Linked DNA regions of Mus musculus: region 2 is linked to region 1. Evidence: chromatin loops called from intact Hi-C (ENCODE). Cell type or tissue: left cerebral cortex. All regions are shown on one strand.

Region 1 (8,000 bases):
AAATTTTAAAATAGTTGAACAGTAACAAGCTCTCACAGACTAAGCTGCCCAAATGGGGCGTGTTGGTGTAACCCATCACTCAGGAGGGAGGGAGAGAGGGATGGGAGGATGAGGAGTTCCCCAAGGACAGCACCTGAACTTCTCCATGTTCACTGGTTAGAAGGTCATCCGTCAAGGCAATGTTTATTCCTGAAAATATGAGGCCTATGCAGCAGACCACTTAGGATAATTTTGCCCTTAAAAGAACCTGACAGATGTGCTCTATAAAAATGAAGATACTTTAAAGTTGGAAGAATTAAAGAGCGCTGGCTGGTTTTCTTTATTCAGTCTTTCCCTTATTTGACTTAGAAAGAACAAGTAGCCTTAAAAAGAAAAAAAAAAAAGATATTTAGATTCTCCTGCCCACATCTCTCTGCCACGTTAACCCCAGTCTCTCCCTTCTTCCCAACAGTGCTCATATAGGAACAAGAGGCCACACAAGTTCTAAACAGGTGCCATGTCAGTCTAGGGCTGTGTTGTTTCCAAGAAAAGCAAATAAGTCTTTTGAACAAGAGAGCCAGCTTGTCTCTCAGACTGATGCCTTAAAGCCTTCGGCTCCCTATGGCACCACGTCATCCAGACATTGTTGCTGGGTAGGAAACAACCCAGACTTTTGAGACAACCTTGATTCATCCACTTATCTTCCTGAATCAAGATAACTATTACAGTTTGAATGTGCAGGTCCCCTCTATCCCCATCCCACCATCCAGGTGCATGTGTTTGAACACTTGTTCTCCAGCTGGGGGCGCTGTTTAGGAAGTTGTAGACCCTTCTGGATGTGGGGCCTGGTAAGACCACAGGAGAGGGATTTCCAAGGATTACAGCTGGCCTATATTCCAAGGATTACAGCTGGGACCCCAGAAAGCATGGTGTTCCCTCAGATTGCCCTAGATCTAGAATGCATGTTTATTTTAATTTTTTTTAACTACTTTTTTATGTGTACCAGTGTGTCTGTGCTTATGAGTACAGGGCCCCTGGAGACCACAAGAGGGCGCCAGATCCCCTGGAGCTGGAGTTGCAGTGGTTTTGAGTTACCTGCCAGAGGTGCTCAGCACTGAACTCTGGTTCTCCTACTTCCAGATTCTCACTTTGATTTTTTGTGTTTGTGTTTGTTTTGTTTTCATATGGAACACACCACCCTTGAATTTTTTTGAGTCTGACTTATTTCTTTTAATATGATGATTTTTTTTTTTTTTTTTTTGGTTCCAGCGGTCTTCCTTGGGGTGGAGCCTCTTGGATCTCGTTAGAGAAACGAACCAAATCTAGGAATCCTTTCAGAATAAATGTGTATACACATGTCAATTTTTCTAGTAAATTCAGAGGTTTGCCCTTAAACATCTCCTAGGCGGAAAACAACACAACCCCAAAAGTTACCTGAAAGAAATGAGCTGAGGGCTGGGGAGACAGCTTAGCTGCAAGTAGAGGGGCCTGAGCCAGACACCAGAAATGATGCAAAAAACCTAGTGTGGCGGCAAGCAAAAGTGATCCCAGAGCAGGGGAAGCAGAGACAGAAGATTCCTGGGGCTCACTGGCCAGTCAGCCTAGTAGTGAGACCCAGGCCAGGGAGAGATCTTGCCTCAAAAACGCATAGCATTTGAGGTAGATAATAGCATTTGAGGAAAAATACCTGGGGTTGACTCTCACCTCCATATGCCTTCACATGTACATCAACACACACACACACACACACACACACACACACACACACACACACACGCATACACACGCACACACACACACGCACGCATACACACACACACACACACACGCACGCATACACACACACACACACACACACACACACATACACACACAGAGAACAAACAAAGAATGGGTTAACCTAGGAGTGGTGGCATATACCTGCAATCCAACACCTGGGAGGTTGAGGTAGAAAGGATGGTGTGAGTTTAAGGCCTGAATTACGCAGAAAGACCCTGTCTCAAAAAACAAAACAAAACAAACAAACAAACAAAAACCCACATAAGTAAGCAAACAAATAAATAAAGGAAAGAAGAAAAGGAAATGGGTGGGTAGAGGAGAGGGGTGGAGGAGGGAAAACAGAGCAGAGTGGGAGGGGTGTGCTGTAAACCTGGGCATGATCAATACTGTGCCTTCAAGGACTGGTATCCGGTCAGCTCTGGTCCTTCCCTTGTATTTTTAGCCTGGCTCTTTTGTCTCCATTACTGTTCGCCCCTCCCTCTCTTGCTGATTTAATTACCTGCCTCTAAAGGCCAGGGAACCAATTATATATCAGCTTCTGGCCTTTAAAGACAGCACAGGTTCCTCTGTCCTGGGATAACCTAGTAAGCTTTAAAAGCTAGTCTTTGTTTGTTTGTTTGTTTCTTGGCTTTCTGTCCCTTTACACCCTGCGGAAGACAACGCATCAACATCTGACCCGAGTCTGGGGGGAATGTTTCCAATTAACAATTCTCCTTTATTGATTGTAAACAAACAAACAAACCCGGAAATCGGCAGTCTCTAAGAAAAATGTTTTAGAATAGTGATCTTTTAGCGCAGGTTTCAGAGGCCTCAGCCCATTTAGTCAATAATGAAAAGGATCATTATCTTTGCATTCACAACTAATGTCCTCTGCTTTCTCCTGTCATTATTTGGCTCAGCTGGGAACAGTCTCCTTCTTATTCCCTAATAGGCTAAACAGTATTGAGAGCTGATATTTGTGAAATAGTGATGCCTTTTGTGGGTGACAGGCTTGCCTCTGGTCTGTGTTGAGGTAGAATTTAGGCTGACATGAGATTCCTTTCTTTTCCTTTGTAAACGTTATATATATATAGGCTGGAGAGATGGCTCAGCGGTTTAGAGCACTGACTGCTCATCCTTCCAGAGGTCCTGAGTTCAATTCCCAGCAACCACATGGTGTCTCACAAACATCTGTAATGGGATTTGATACCCTCTTCTGGTGTGTCTGAAGAGAGTGATGGTGTACTCACATACATAAAATAAATAATTCTTTTTTAAAAAATGTATATGTGTATAGAAGTTTTGTTTGCATGTATGTCTGTGTGCCGTATTCATGCCTGGTGCCCACAGAGGTCAGAAGAGGGGCGCAATACTCTGAGACTGGAATATGGATGATTGCAAACTACCATGTGGGTGCTGGGACTCGAACTCTGATCCTCCAGAAGTGTAGCCCGTCCTTGTAACCCGTGGACCCATCTCTCCAGCCTTGTACCCCCTTTAAAATACAATACACATCAGGATCTAAAGAAGAAAACATATGTTTATCCTTTTACTCTGGTCTCCAAAAGAAGCTTGCTGTTGACTGCGGCTGCGTGTTCTGCTGGCACTATCTAAGCAAGCTAACCTAGATAGGAACTGGAGTTACATCAGCCGTCAGGCAGGGAGTCTGGCAGCACGCCAGTCTGTGAAAACCAAACGCATTTGCGTCACCGTTCCCTTGGTGATGTTTCTGGGAGCCTTGTCAGCTCTCCCATGAGGCTGCTTCCTTAATGTCAACAGACGTTCCTAAATCTTTAGTGCTGAATAGCTCTTTTCCATTTCTAGAAGCACTTCGATGACCAAACAGCTAACGGGTGGCATGGCTGCCATCTTTAAAGCTCATTTCTTTCATGAATTAGGTGTTTGTAGCAGTGCGGGTGGGCGCTCTGGGAAGGCTTAGATTCCCGCTGCTCTGTGATGTGGGATCTATTTTGGAGGAATCGGGTCAGCAGCTTCAGTCCAGAGCTGCATTCCTGCGTTCATCTTCCTCCGGAAAATCCCTTATCCCACTCCCAGCTCTCCCAAAACCAATTACATCGTCACAGTGTCAAGTGTTGGGAGAAGCGGTTGCTCCAAAGACCCCCAGAATCAGCCCCAACTAAGAGCGGCTTTCTGATCTCCCTCAGCACATCTGTCCGCTGTTCATCGTGAGCCATAAATAAGAAAGGACGTCAGCCTCCCCTCCCGTGAGATTTCTTGTTTTCGGTGTGATGTCTTTTTATTGATCTCTGCTGCTAGTCAGGCGTGTTTTCTTTGGAGAAGCAATGGAGGGAACCACGCCCCCTAATCCCTACCTCATGGGGCACTAAAAGAGCCCTGTTCTCAAGCTAGCTGAGTCCTTTGCCCTACAGGAACCTCCAGGTCATTAGACAGTCGCTACCCAATTAATCACAGTCTTTAGACGTCTTAATGTGGAGAGCAGGTCTTTCTTTTGTGGTGATTAGGGGAGGGTTTTTTGAAAGCTTTATTATTATTATTAAAATTTTTATGTTTGGGGGCATTTTGCCTGCGAGCATGTCTGTATTCAGTGTGCTTGTTCAGTGCCCTTGCAGGTCAGAAGAGAGCATTGAGTCACTAGAAGTGGAGTTACAGATGTTAGTGAGCTATCATGTGGGTGCTGGGAGCTAAACCTGGGTCCTATGTAAGAGCAGCCAGTGCTTTTAAGGTCTCCACGCTCCCTGCCTTTCTTTCTCTTTTTCCTTCTCTCTCTCTCTCTCTCTCTCTCTCTCTCTCTCTCTCTCTCTCTCTTTCTTCCTTTCTTCCATTCTTTCTCTTTTTTCTTTCTCTTTTTCTTTTCTCTTTTTCTTCCTTTCTCTTCTTCTCTTTCTTTCTCTTCCTTTCTCTCTTTCTCTATCCCTTTCTCTTTCTTTCTTTCTTTCTTTCTTTCTTTCTTTCATTTTCTTTCTTCCTTTTTCTCTCTCTCTTTCTCTCTCTTTCTTTCTCTTTTCTCTCTTTCTCTTTTGCTTTTTCTCTTTCTTTCTTCCTCTACCTTTCTTTCTTCCTTTCTCCCTCTCTTTCTTTCTTTCTTTTTTGTCTTTCTCGCTTTCATTTTCTTTCTTCCTTTCTCTCTCTTTTTCTTTCTCTTTCTCTTTTGCTTTTTCTCTCTTTCTCTCTTCCTCTACCTTTCTTTCTTCCTTCCTTTCTTTATTTCTTTCTTTTTCTGTCTTTCTTTCTTTTTCTTTCTTCCTTTCTCTTTCTTTCTTTCTTTCTTTCTCTCTTTCTCTCTTTCTCTTTTCTCTTTCTCTTTTGCTTTTTTCTCTCTTTTTCTCTTCCTCTACCTTTCTTTCTTCCTTTCTCCCTCCCTCTCTTTCTTCCTTTCTTCCTTTCTCCCTCTCTCTCTCTCTCTCTTTCTTTCTTTCTTTCTTTCTTTCTTTCTTTCTTTCTTTCTTTCTTTCACACAAGGTCTTATGCATCCTGGACTGACCTCAAACTCACCACCTAGGCCAAAAAGGAACCTTAAGCTCCTTATCCTCTGACCTCCAACTCCTGAATGCTCAGATTATGGGCCTGTGCCACCCACCATCATGAGGATTGAACCCAGAGCTTTGTGAATGCTTGGTCAGCACTCTGCCAACTGAGCTACCTCCCCAGCTCTGTGAACTTCTTTGAAACATCATGAGTTCTGTGAGTGACTAAGACAAGGGATTGCAGAAGGAGTCGCTGTCCTTTCAGTGAGCCTGGCAATGGAGGCAGGCTGTGAGTCTTCTGTCTCTGGAGGTTTTGTGACTGTGGACCTGCCTCTGGGCAAGGGGCTCCAGAAAGTGCTTATTTTTTTTCCCCTTTCAGATGCTGAAGTTATCTTAGCTTCAGTTCAATCTGTCTCCTATGATGCCCGTTGTACCATTCATGGGAGCTCTGCAGCTAACACACCAGAGATGGTATCTTGTCTCTGTGAGGCTGAGAGATTGAAAACAGAGAGGCTAAGAAATAGAAGGAGCTCAGAGCTGTGTGTGCTTCTTGAGTTATTTTCAGGCAGGGTCTTCTTATGTAGCCCAGGATGGCTCAAACTTGTGATCCCCCTGCCTCAGCTCCTATCTCTCCATGGCAAGTGTGATCTAGCATGCCTGGTAGAAAGGAGTATTTAAGTAGGAGGAAAGCCCAATTTTTACATTTCACCATAAGCCTGATAAATTCCAAACCTGGAGAAGTCCAGTGACTTCATGGGCGAGAAGGGTACATTGACGTCAGAGATCAGCTAGGACACATGTTTCTACAGTGGCCTTTGTCCTTCTCTGGGTGGTGGCCTGCTCTCAGCCAGAGATGACAGTGGCATTGTCCCAGCCTTGTAAAGAACAGAGCAAGTGACAGAGACAGGTGCCCTTGGTAGTCCCCAGAGAGCATTCTACTCTGTGTTCTGTGTAGCAAGCTGGCACCTGCCCCCTGACAGACCCTAGAGTCAGGCAGGCAGGTCAGCAGGGACCTGAGAGCAAGCTGGCACAGGAGGCCTTTCCCTCCCACAAAGATCTTGCTCACCCACCCAGGGTTAGCCTTCTTCAGCCTTTACCTCTCCCTTCCCCAAATCATCGAGTCTTTGATGTGTGGGATGGGAGACAGCTGCTGAAGTACAGGCCAAGGACTTGAGGTGAGACTCGGCGTATAAACTATATGAACTAGGAGAACTGGCCCTCCTGAGCCTCAGTTACCTCACTGGTAAATCAGAGACAATATTATTTACTTTAAGGAATGGGAGAAAGATGAAGTACTACTATGTGTGGGTGTGAGGCAAAGCAGCCAGCCCAGCAGTGACAGACAGCACTCCAGACAGCACCGTGACCTCCACTCAAGGCCAATGTTTGGAGACCGTTGCTAGGAGACTCATAAGCACTTATATTCAGGGAGCAGGCTGGGGTGGTGTCAGTGAGAATGTAAGAAGGTACAGCCTGAGACACACACACACTATCGACTGTGTGCCCTTTATTTAGCTTCCTCTGCTGAGCTACAAGAACCTGGCTGGCCACAGAGCCCAGAAGGCCACTTTGAATCGTCACAACCTTCCTCGTGAAGACCCACTCTGTGTAGCATGAGCCAAGGCACTAACCACCACCGCACACAACTGTGATAAGAAGAAACACAAACAACAATGGCCAGCAAGTTCACAGCCAAGGGCACACGAGAGCATGGTAAAGAACCCTAGGGATGAGCTGGAACACTCTGCCTCCTGCCATTTCTCCACATTGACCAACTGATGCCTCCAGCTAAGTCATCTTCCTTCATCAAATGCTGCACAACTGGGCATGCTCACTATCACTCAAGCATGTACTTGTGTACACACAGCTGTGTGCCGATATGTATGCACACATGTGTATGGATAACAATGCATGTTCACACTCACACAGGCATGTACCTGGTGTGCATTGCTGTGAGTACACACGTATGTGCTGTGTATATGAAAAATGATGCATGTTTACATTTACCCATGCATATAATTTGGGTGCACACATATATGTACACACTCGTGGATAAATAATGATACATGTATGCACATAGACATGCACATAGCAACAGTACACACCCCTGGCTATATAACCCTTATATATAAAACCAAATGCATTTATGTATACACATGTATGGGTATACATAAGATACACTCTAAAAAAGAACACTGTTATATACAAGTGTAAGCATGCACACCCATATGAGGCTCACACCTGTGCACACACATATCATATGCAGAGGAAATAGCAAGTAAGCATGAGGCATGTATGATAACAGGTGTAGGGTTTGTCCCTCTTGCTTCAGCTCTTTCTTGGTGGCCTTTGGCTGCTGAGCACAGGTCTGGCAAGCACAGGTCTGGCAGGTACTGAGGATCAGGTGACCAACAGTGCCTAGAGCTCTTATTTCCACGGAGGGACTAGGGAAGAGTATGGGGCACAGGAAAAACTGGAATGTATCCCTTGAGCTTCTCAGTATCTCCTTTGCCACCACAACCACTGATTGAGGGTGACTGGAGAGGCGCATCATTTGACCAAGAGCTTCTTGTGAAAATGACAAACTCTTTGTGTCACTAATGGGAACCTCATAGTTGAGGAACCATGTGTGGTGCCTGTGTGCTGCCACTCTGTTCCTTCCAGGCATGGAAACCATAACACATGTGCAAGTACACATACATAATACACATATACATACACACACACACACACACACACATACACACAGACACACACACACGCATACATACACACATACACAGACACACAGACACATATATACATACACACACATAG
Region 2 (8,000 bases), 49 kb before region 1:
TAGCATTACTTCAAGGTGTAATGGAGTATGTCTTTGAAAGGCCATATCTGGTCCCTGACCTCTTCCTCTTTGCTTCCTGTCCACCATCAAAAAAGAATCCACAACCCAGGCTGGGGAGGATGCCCATTTGGTGGTAAAGTGCTTGGTACACAAGCATGAAGACCTGGATTCACTTCCTAAAACCCATGTAAACAAACAAACCAAAAAAAGGCAGAGTAGGCAGTCCACACTTGTAGTCTGAGCACTGGGGAGGCCAAGACAGTCATGTCCCTGGGTCTCTCTGGCAAGCCAGCCCAGGCCATTTGGTGAGAGACCCAGTCTGAAAGTAAACAAGGTGGGCAGAGCCCGAGAAACAACACCTTCTGGCCTCCACATGCAAGCCAGACAAATGTGTACATATACACAGACAAACAAACATTCACACATACATACGTATGAAGTTTTATTCTGTCCATTTGTGCTGCCAAGAACTCTTGGACAAAACCCTCAGAGAGCAGGAGCTGTAGGAGTGGGGCCACCTGGGAGGCATCTACGTCCGAGAAAGCCTCTGTCCCCTCATCTTTTCCTCATTAGTCCAATAACGTGTGCAAGATAAACTCCCCAGACACACCTTCTGCAGCACAACATACATATATGACATATAGCGCACATATGCCAACATATAATATGCATATACAACATGCATATAGAGCATACATACTTCACACCCTTTCTACCCCTAACACTTACACACACACACACACACACACACACACACACACACACACACACACCACTATATACACCTTAAACCCCTATATCCCCCACACAGGTATACGACGTGCATACACATACCTCACACTTCCCAGCACACATATAAAACATGCATACACACATCTCATACTCTCTAAATACACACATAACACATACACAACTACATACACACATCTCACACTCTCTCCACCCCAAACATATATACACACAACATACAACACGCACACACACTTCACACATTACACACATCACATCCTCCCCCCACACTGCACACACATACACACATAAGACACACAAAAAACTCACTCCTTTTATACCCTCCACACACCATGTCTATAACACACATACTTTACACACATACACATGCTACACACATAACTTATAATACATACCTTCCATATACCACACATACACATTTCATACCCCCATGTCCCATGTACCTACATTCCACATGCACACATACAACATACACACCACACATCCACCCTACCACAGACCATACCATACATAAAAACACATGCCACATGCACGCACACACACAGTACCCACACCACACATACAGATTTTATACCCTCCTATTCTACTCCCACACATGTATACAGATATATCACACACATACACAGGCTAGCCCACCACACACACATACCACATGCTCACATGTATACACACACACACACACATCACATTATATCACATCACATCACATCACATGCACAATGACTGGGTAAGCTCAGAACAGCTGCTCAGAAGTACAGGCCTGCAGAACAAAAATGCTCCTGCCAACAGGGATTTTATTTTACAACTTCCAAATGCTAAGAGAATCCTTCCATTTTTTTCCCCTTACAGGTTTAGAATTTACACACTGAATGGCCTGCCTCTGGGCTGCCCCAGAGGGCCCTGCCAGCACCTGGAGCTCCAGATCCCGCCCAGTAGGCTTACAACCTGAACTTTCTATTTCTGAAACCCCATTTCCCAGGAGGCAGCACTCACTTTGGGCCACACACTTCTGAGAATGATTGCATGTGTCAGCTGCTAAGTCACATGGCCTTCAGCCTGGCCCCTTCCAGAGGGTGACAGAACTTCTGTTGGAGCAGATGAATGTTACTGTCATAGAGAGGTTTGACACCCCTTATAATGCCACCCAAGGCTCACCACAGTCACCCAGAAGTACAGCTCAGTCCCGTCACAGTGAATCAGTGTCCTGATGCCCCTGGGTCTCCAAATACCACTGGAAGAAAATTAATGGAGCGTTCTGCTCCTTCCGTTTAACACATCAAGGGACTGGCCCCCTGATGAAAATGTAGTTTAATTAAGATAATCGCTCCCGTTTAAAGAGAGCCTCAAAGCAAGAGTTGAGTCTCCTTACTTCCTTTTTTAAAAAATAAAGTCTTATTTTTAACTATGTGGATATGTGTGGATACCTGCATGTGAATTCAGGGAGTCTCGGAGACCAGAGGCATCAAACCCTCTGGAGCTAACATTACAGGTGGTTGTGAGCCTGAGGCAGGTGCTGAGTACCAAACCTGCATCCTCTGGATGGGAGCAAGCATTTGTAACTCCAGAGCCATCTCTCCAGCTCTTTACTGTCTCTGTGTGTCTGTGTGAGGAAGTCACAGAACTTACAACAGCCTCTTCCACCTCCTACCAGGTGGGTCCAGAGGGCTGACTTCAGATGTCAGACTTGGCGGCAAACATTTTCACCCACAGAATCATCTTGTCATCCCAGGTCTCTTCATTTCCAAACCAGTGTCGCCTACCACTCAGAGCCAACCTTCAGTGAACGGCATACTCACTCTCATTTTAGGAACAAGAAGAGGGAATTTACTGCACGTGGAAATGAGGAGCAAGCAGCGAGGAAGACAAAGGCCCAGAGCCCCCGGGTCCTGGCTTGCAAGCTGCTCGCATTTGCTCCATGTCTGCAAGCTCCCAGGAGCACACAAACATCCGCAGGGAAGAATGCTTCCCAGCATGCATTTCATGAATAGGGTGGCTTGTGTACTCTGCAACGCTGGAAATAGATCCTCACCGTGGAATGTGGAATGTGGAATGGACAAACGAAGGAACGGAGAATGTGGCCGAGCTCAGCAAGGCGGGACTCACCCCACACACAGCCCCACGCTGGCACGCTCTCTGAGCTGTTTGGAAGCTTTTTTTTCCCCCTGGGGCTCAGAGCATGGTGGTACAAAGAGCCTTGTGTTATGATCTCAACACCACTATTAATATCCTGTGGCCCATTGAGCCCTGATCCCTTGGCTGGGGTTCTCCCAACATCTCAAGATGAGAAAAGTAGTCCGGCTAGGGGGAGGGAGGGAGACAGGAAGGCAGGGAGAGAGAGAAAGAGGGAGAGAGGAGAGAGAGAGGAGTGCTCTCATTTACTGCCCTTGAGTCAAGAATTTAGAAACATGACCACAGCCAAAGCCTCAGAGGCCTCGTATCAAATGTTGTTATTTTTGGGTAGCTTGAAAATAACGCTGGTTGTGGGATGGGCAAGGTGCCCCAGTGGCTGCTGCAGGAAGCAGGAGCGGGTAGAAGCTCTGCAGAGAGAGGGTCATGTCACTATGGGCACAATTGCCCCGCTGGCTCGGCCTGTTGGGCTCCTCTGAGGAGAAGCTGAGGAGCTACACTCTCACTGGGTTCACCTCCCCCACCCCTGCCCCTCACCCCCCATGTGGGCTTTAGGGTGGTGACACTTCCCTCTAGTTTCCCCAGAGGCAGCTTGGCACAGTGTCCACTCAGATGACTCTGGGTGAAGAAACTTGGTGAAGCCTAGCTGTCCCTCCCCTGGAGTGTCTTTATTTAGACAGCTTTCCCCATGACCGAGAGCTCCCTCCCCTCTGTAGGAAATATGCCCACAGTGGGTATTTTTATGCTCCACCTGCACTGGGTGAAAGGGAACCCTGGTTTAAGATGAAAGGGAACCCTGGTTTAAGATGTCACTGATGATGCGTCTCTCTCCTCGAGCCCAGCAGAGCTGTGTCCAGGTCACAACTGAGGCTCTTGTCTGGGAATACAACTCACTCACTCTGTCTCCCCAATCTCCATGCCTGGTCATCCTGCTTGGACAGACCATACCAGACACAAACACACATTTACATAACAAACACAATGCACACACACATTTACATAACACACACTGAGGAATAAATAATAAAATCCCACATCAGTCCCAAGAACCCTTCCTTCTGTAGAGTACACGGGACAAATGGAAGTCATTGCCTCTGAGCTGCTGGCACATTTGGTGCCCTGAGAACGTCCTCCACTCAGTGACCATGTGCAGACATCATACAGGGCCAGGAGGTGGTTTATGGAGAGCCACTTGATGTTCAGAGCCCAAGAGGGTGGTGTACGTCATAGATGAGGCCACAAGGAAGGTTCTCCTCCCAAACCTGCTTTCTCGGGCTCCGGTGAAGCTACTGTCCTTTCGAGTGTCCTCTGAAGAAACAGATGTCCACTTCCTCTTCTGCTCCTATGCTGCCCTGCTGGCTCCCTCCATTAAGCCTCCCAGGCTGGAGCTGGGCAGCTGCAGGGACTTTCCACTTCCTCAGGCACTCACTGTCTTCATGACTGTGCCCATGAATCCTGTGGCAGTCACATATGCTCCTGGTTGGATTTGTAATAAGCTGAGACTGTCCATGAAAGCTAAATAATAATACCAACCCAAAACCTGATCATAATTACACTCTGCAGAAATTAGGTGTGTCCCGTGTAGACAGTGCCTACCCTGTAGACAGTCCACTTCACCCCTCTGTGTGCCCACTGGGAAACCTGTTAAAATCCAGAGTGAACCCAAGGCCCAAGCATTTCTGATAAGCATGGAGTGGACCCTGCTGCTACTGTAGAGGGCCAATGTTTCTGTGGGAAACGGTGGAACCCTATGTCCTTGAGGACCTAGACTGTGCCTGATTTGACCTTGATCCCTTTGTGCTCAGCACCCCTCCCCCTAGGGCATCATTTACACTTCCAGTCCCTACTGACAACATTCCTGAGGGAAGCATCCCAAAGGAGGGACATTTGTTTTGGTTGGAACACCAAACATCTCAGTGGGGATGACATGGCTGCTAACGTCTGCGTTGCAGGAAGATCCTGCTCAGCTTGTTCGCATCTTGCTGAACACAGAAAACTCCACCTGGAAGTGGGGCTAGGCTGTCCTGCTCCGAGACTGGCCTCCAGAGACTTCCAACAACCATGCCACCTGCCCCAAGGGTTCTATAACCCCTCAAGAGAGTGCTACCAGCTGGGGACCAAGTATTCAAACACGCGTGCCTGTGGGGACATTTCCTGTTATCCACATTGACTGCTTAACCAAACCCGAGGCAGGAGGTGGTGTGTAGGTTGGGTGGTGAGGAATCGTTCATTCAGTAAAATGTTGCCTCCCAAGCATGTTTGAGCTGGATTCCCCAGAACCCATACAGAAATCCTCAATACAAACAAACAAATTGTGAGTCCCTGATAACAAGATACGCGTGCACATACACACGCCAAAGGACACAGTTGAAGAGATTGTGAAGCCAGGCTGGTCCACTCCCCTAACACCCTTCAGTCCTTTAGGCAAAGCAGAACTCTTCATAGGCTCTGTCTACAGACACTAGGCACTGAGGGAGCGGCTTTCATCTTATTCTGCTGGCCAGGGGCTTGGGAACCTATGATGGATGCTTTTCCTACAGAATCCTGGGTGTGCCCTTGGTAAGAAAGCCTCAAAAGACAGGGGAATCTTCTCATCACTTCGTCCCCCTGCTTGATAAGACAATGTCTGATGCTCTATCTGTGGCTGCACCCACAGGCTGCTTGCTTTCATCTGCAACTGCACAGAGCTGAAAAGAAGGGGCCAGAAGCAGTGCCCCTCAAAAGATTGGGTGGGATATTCTCTTACAAATTAAACTATGCTGAAATTTATCTTTCCTGCCTTCAGAGAGAGAAAAAAAAGAATTCTAAATAAGTAAAAATTTTCATTATGAAATATATAAATCTCTAATAATTTTTAAAATGGGGGAAAACCCAAAGGGAAGTAATACATTATTACTTAGCATTTTCTATGTTCCTTGTTATTTTGTTGTTGCAACAAACACCTGACACAAGCAATTTAAGGGAGAGAAGGCTTAACTGGGCTCACAGAGTGCAGGTATAGCTTGCCATGAGGGAAAGCATGGTACAAGTCCTAAGATAATGTGTCTTTCTTGACAAAATTCTAATAGTTTGGGCAAGTGATATATGTAATTTTATCTGGTAATTTAAAGTTTAATCTTGCTATGTCATAAGTGTTTACCTTGTAGTCACCATCTTCTTGGTGCTCCCACACACACACACACTTGGTGCTCCACACACATGCACACACATGATGCTCTGCACACTTGGTGCTCCACACACTTGGTGCTCCACAAACATGCACACACATGATGCTCTGCACACTTGGTGCTCCACACACATGCTGCTCCATACACATGGTGCTCCACACAGTGGCTGTACCAACATGCACTGCAGTTAACTATTAGGCATGCAAGTTGTTCTGAAGCTTTTAAAATACAGTCCTGCTACAATGTAGCATAGGAGGTGTGTATTTTCTGTACATATAGAAATGTCAGATCAGGTTCGATCCATAAGACATGTATTATTCCAGGTGATTTTTAGGAACTAGTGATCAGGCAACATAAAAGCGTGAAGGAATTATCTACGGAAAGCAATCTGGAATGAGACTGGACCCAGACCCAGTAGTCTCTACCAGGGACAGGAGGAAGAAGAACAGGGAGGGATTGGCTGGGGAGGGAATTGGAAGGTGTTTGTGGGAATTTGCTTATTCATCCTGCTGCTGACTGTTTTTTTTTTTTTTTTTTTTTACTTGTAACTCCACCTGTGTCCCTGTCTCTGCATGGAAACTTCTGAGGGAGAAGAGTGTGTGTGTGTGTGCATAGTGTGTGCATAAGAAATATGTATGTGAGGAGTGTGTGAGGCTTGTGAGTGAGGGCTGTGTGTGTGAGGAGTGTGTATGCTGTGTGTGAGAACTGTGTATGAGGAGTATGTGATGGCTGTGTAGAAGGAGTGTGTGGGTGTGGGTGTGAGGAGTGTGTGTGAGAGGAGTGTGCAAAATGCCCAAAGAAGGCAAATCCTGGCAGGGACTCTCAGAACAAGTCAGAAAACACCAGCGAGACTGCTTTGTGGCAGTCAGGAAAATAGCTCCCTCCAAAAGCTGTATGTGTCAGAAAGTTGTGTCAGGACTGGAGAGATGGCTTAGTGTTTACAAACACTTGCTCCTCCAGAGAATCTATGTTCAGATACCAGCGCCTGTGTGGAACATCTCACAACTGCTTGTAAGTCCAGCTCAAGGGGGTCAGATGGTCTTTCGTTGGCCTCACACATACTTTCAGATACGAACACATGTACACACAATGAATAATAACATACATCTATAAAAACTTTAAGTCAAGAAGACACCTTGTAGCCAGGCATTGGTGGCGCACGCCTTTAATCCCAGCACTTGGGAGGCAGAGGCAGGTGAATTTCTGAGTTCGAGGCCAGCCTGGTCTACAAAGTGAGTTCCAGGACAGCCAGGGCTACACAGAGAAACCCTGTCTTGAAAAACCAAAATAAATAAATAGATACAGAAAGAGAGAGAGAGAGAGAGAGAGAGAGAGAGAGAGAGGGAGGGAGGGAGGGAGGGAGGGAGGGAGGGAGGGAGGGAGGGAGGGAGGAAGGAAGGAAGGAAGGAAGGAAGGAAGGAAGGAAGGAAGGAAGGAAGAAGACACCTTGTGGGCTGGGAGCTGGCTCAAGTCCTTGCCATACAAGCACAGGGACCACAGCTGGTATCCCAAGCACCCACATAAATCCAGAAGTAGCAGTGTGTACTGTAAATCCAGCACCTGCAGGGAGGGACAGGTGAGAATTGGGTATGGAACTCACTGACCGACCAGTGTAGCTGAAATGGTGAGCTGGGTTTAGCAAGAGACCCAGAATAACTCCTGACCATGACATCTGGCCTCCACAGGAGTGCACAGGGGTGGTCAGGCACACCTTCGAGCACTTGAGCACGTGTACACACACACACACACACACACACACACACACACACACACACACACACACTTGGAAAACACATTGTAAAATTATCCTTCCATCCTAACAAATATCCTGCCACAATACCACCACCACAAAGGGAACACATTGAACTGAAGAGTATGCTGGCAGAGAAGAAATTGAGCGGCAGACTCCTGGAGAACAGGGTGTCAGCTCTGTGAGTCACGTGGTGAATCACACGG

Evidence for each region. A loop is a pair of places that touch in the nucleus more often than their neighbours do. Peaks named below come from ENCODE experiments on the same cell type or tissue, not always from the same donor. Only the 100,000 strongest peaks of a DNase experiment are listed, where the experiment ranks them.
Region 2: it touches region 1 in a loop (2.9-fold over the local background); 11 of 42 quality-filtered maps call a loop at or near these places.

Annotation. Positions count from the first base shown.
Region 1 is chr8:126,512,789-126,520,788 of GRCm38, reverse strand. No RefSeq gene overlaps it. Among named protein-coding and RNA genes, the nearest start is that of Gm51605, 16 kb to the right of the region's middle. In left cerebral cortex, CTCF peaks have their summits at 814 (motif pointing right) and 1,015 (motif pointing right); DNase peaks (open chromatin) are centred at 694 and 3,430; H3K4me3 peaks cover 715 bases; H3K27ac peaks cover 2,028 bases.
Region 2 is chr8:126,561,661-126,569,660 of GRCm38, reverse strand. It overlaps Gm39286 (a long non-coding RNA gene), which reads left to right. Exons shown (of 3, transcript XR_879365.3): 3 at 1,600-2,327. Among named protein-coding and RNA genes, the nearest start is that of Gm39286, 6.3 kb to the left of the region's middle. In left cerebral cortex, a CTCF peak has its summit at 3,229; DNase peaks (open chromatin) are centred at 2,849 and 3,422; H3K27ac peaks cover 1,473 bases.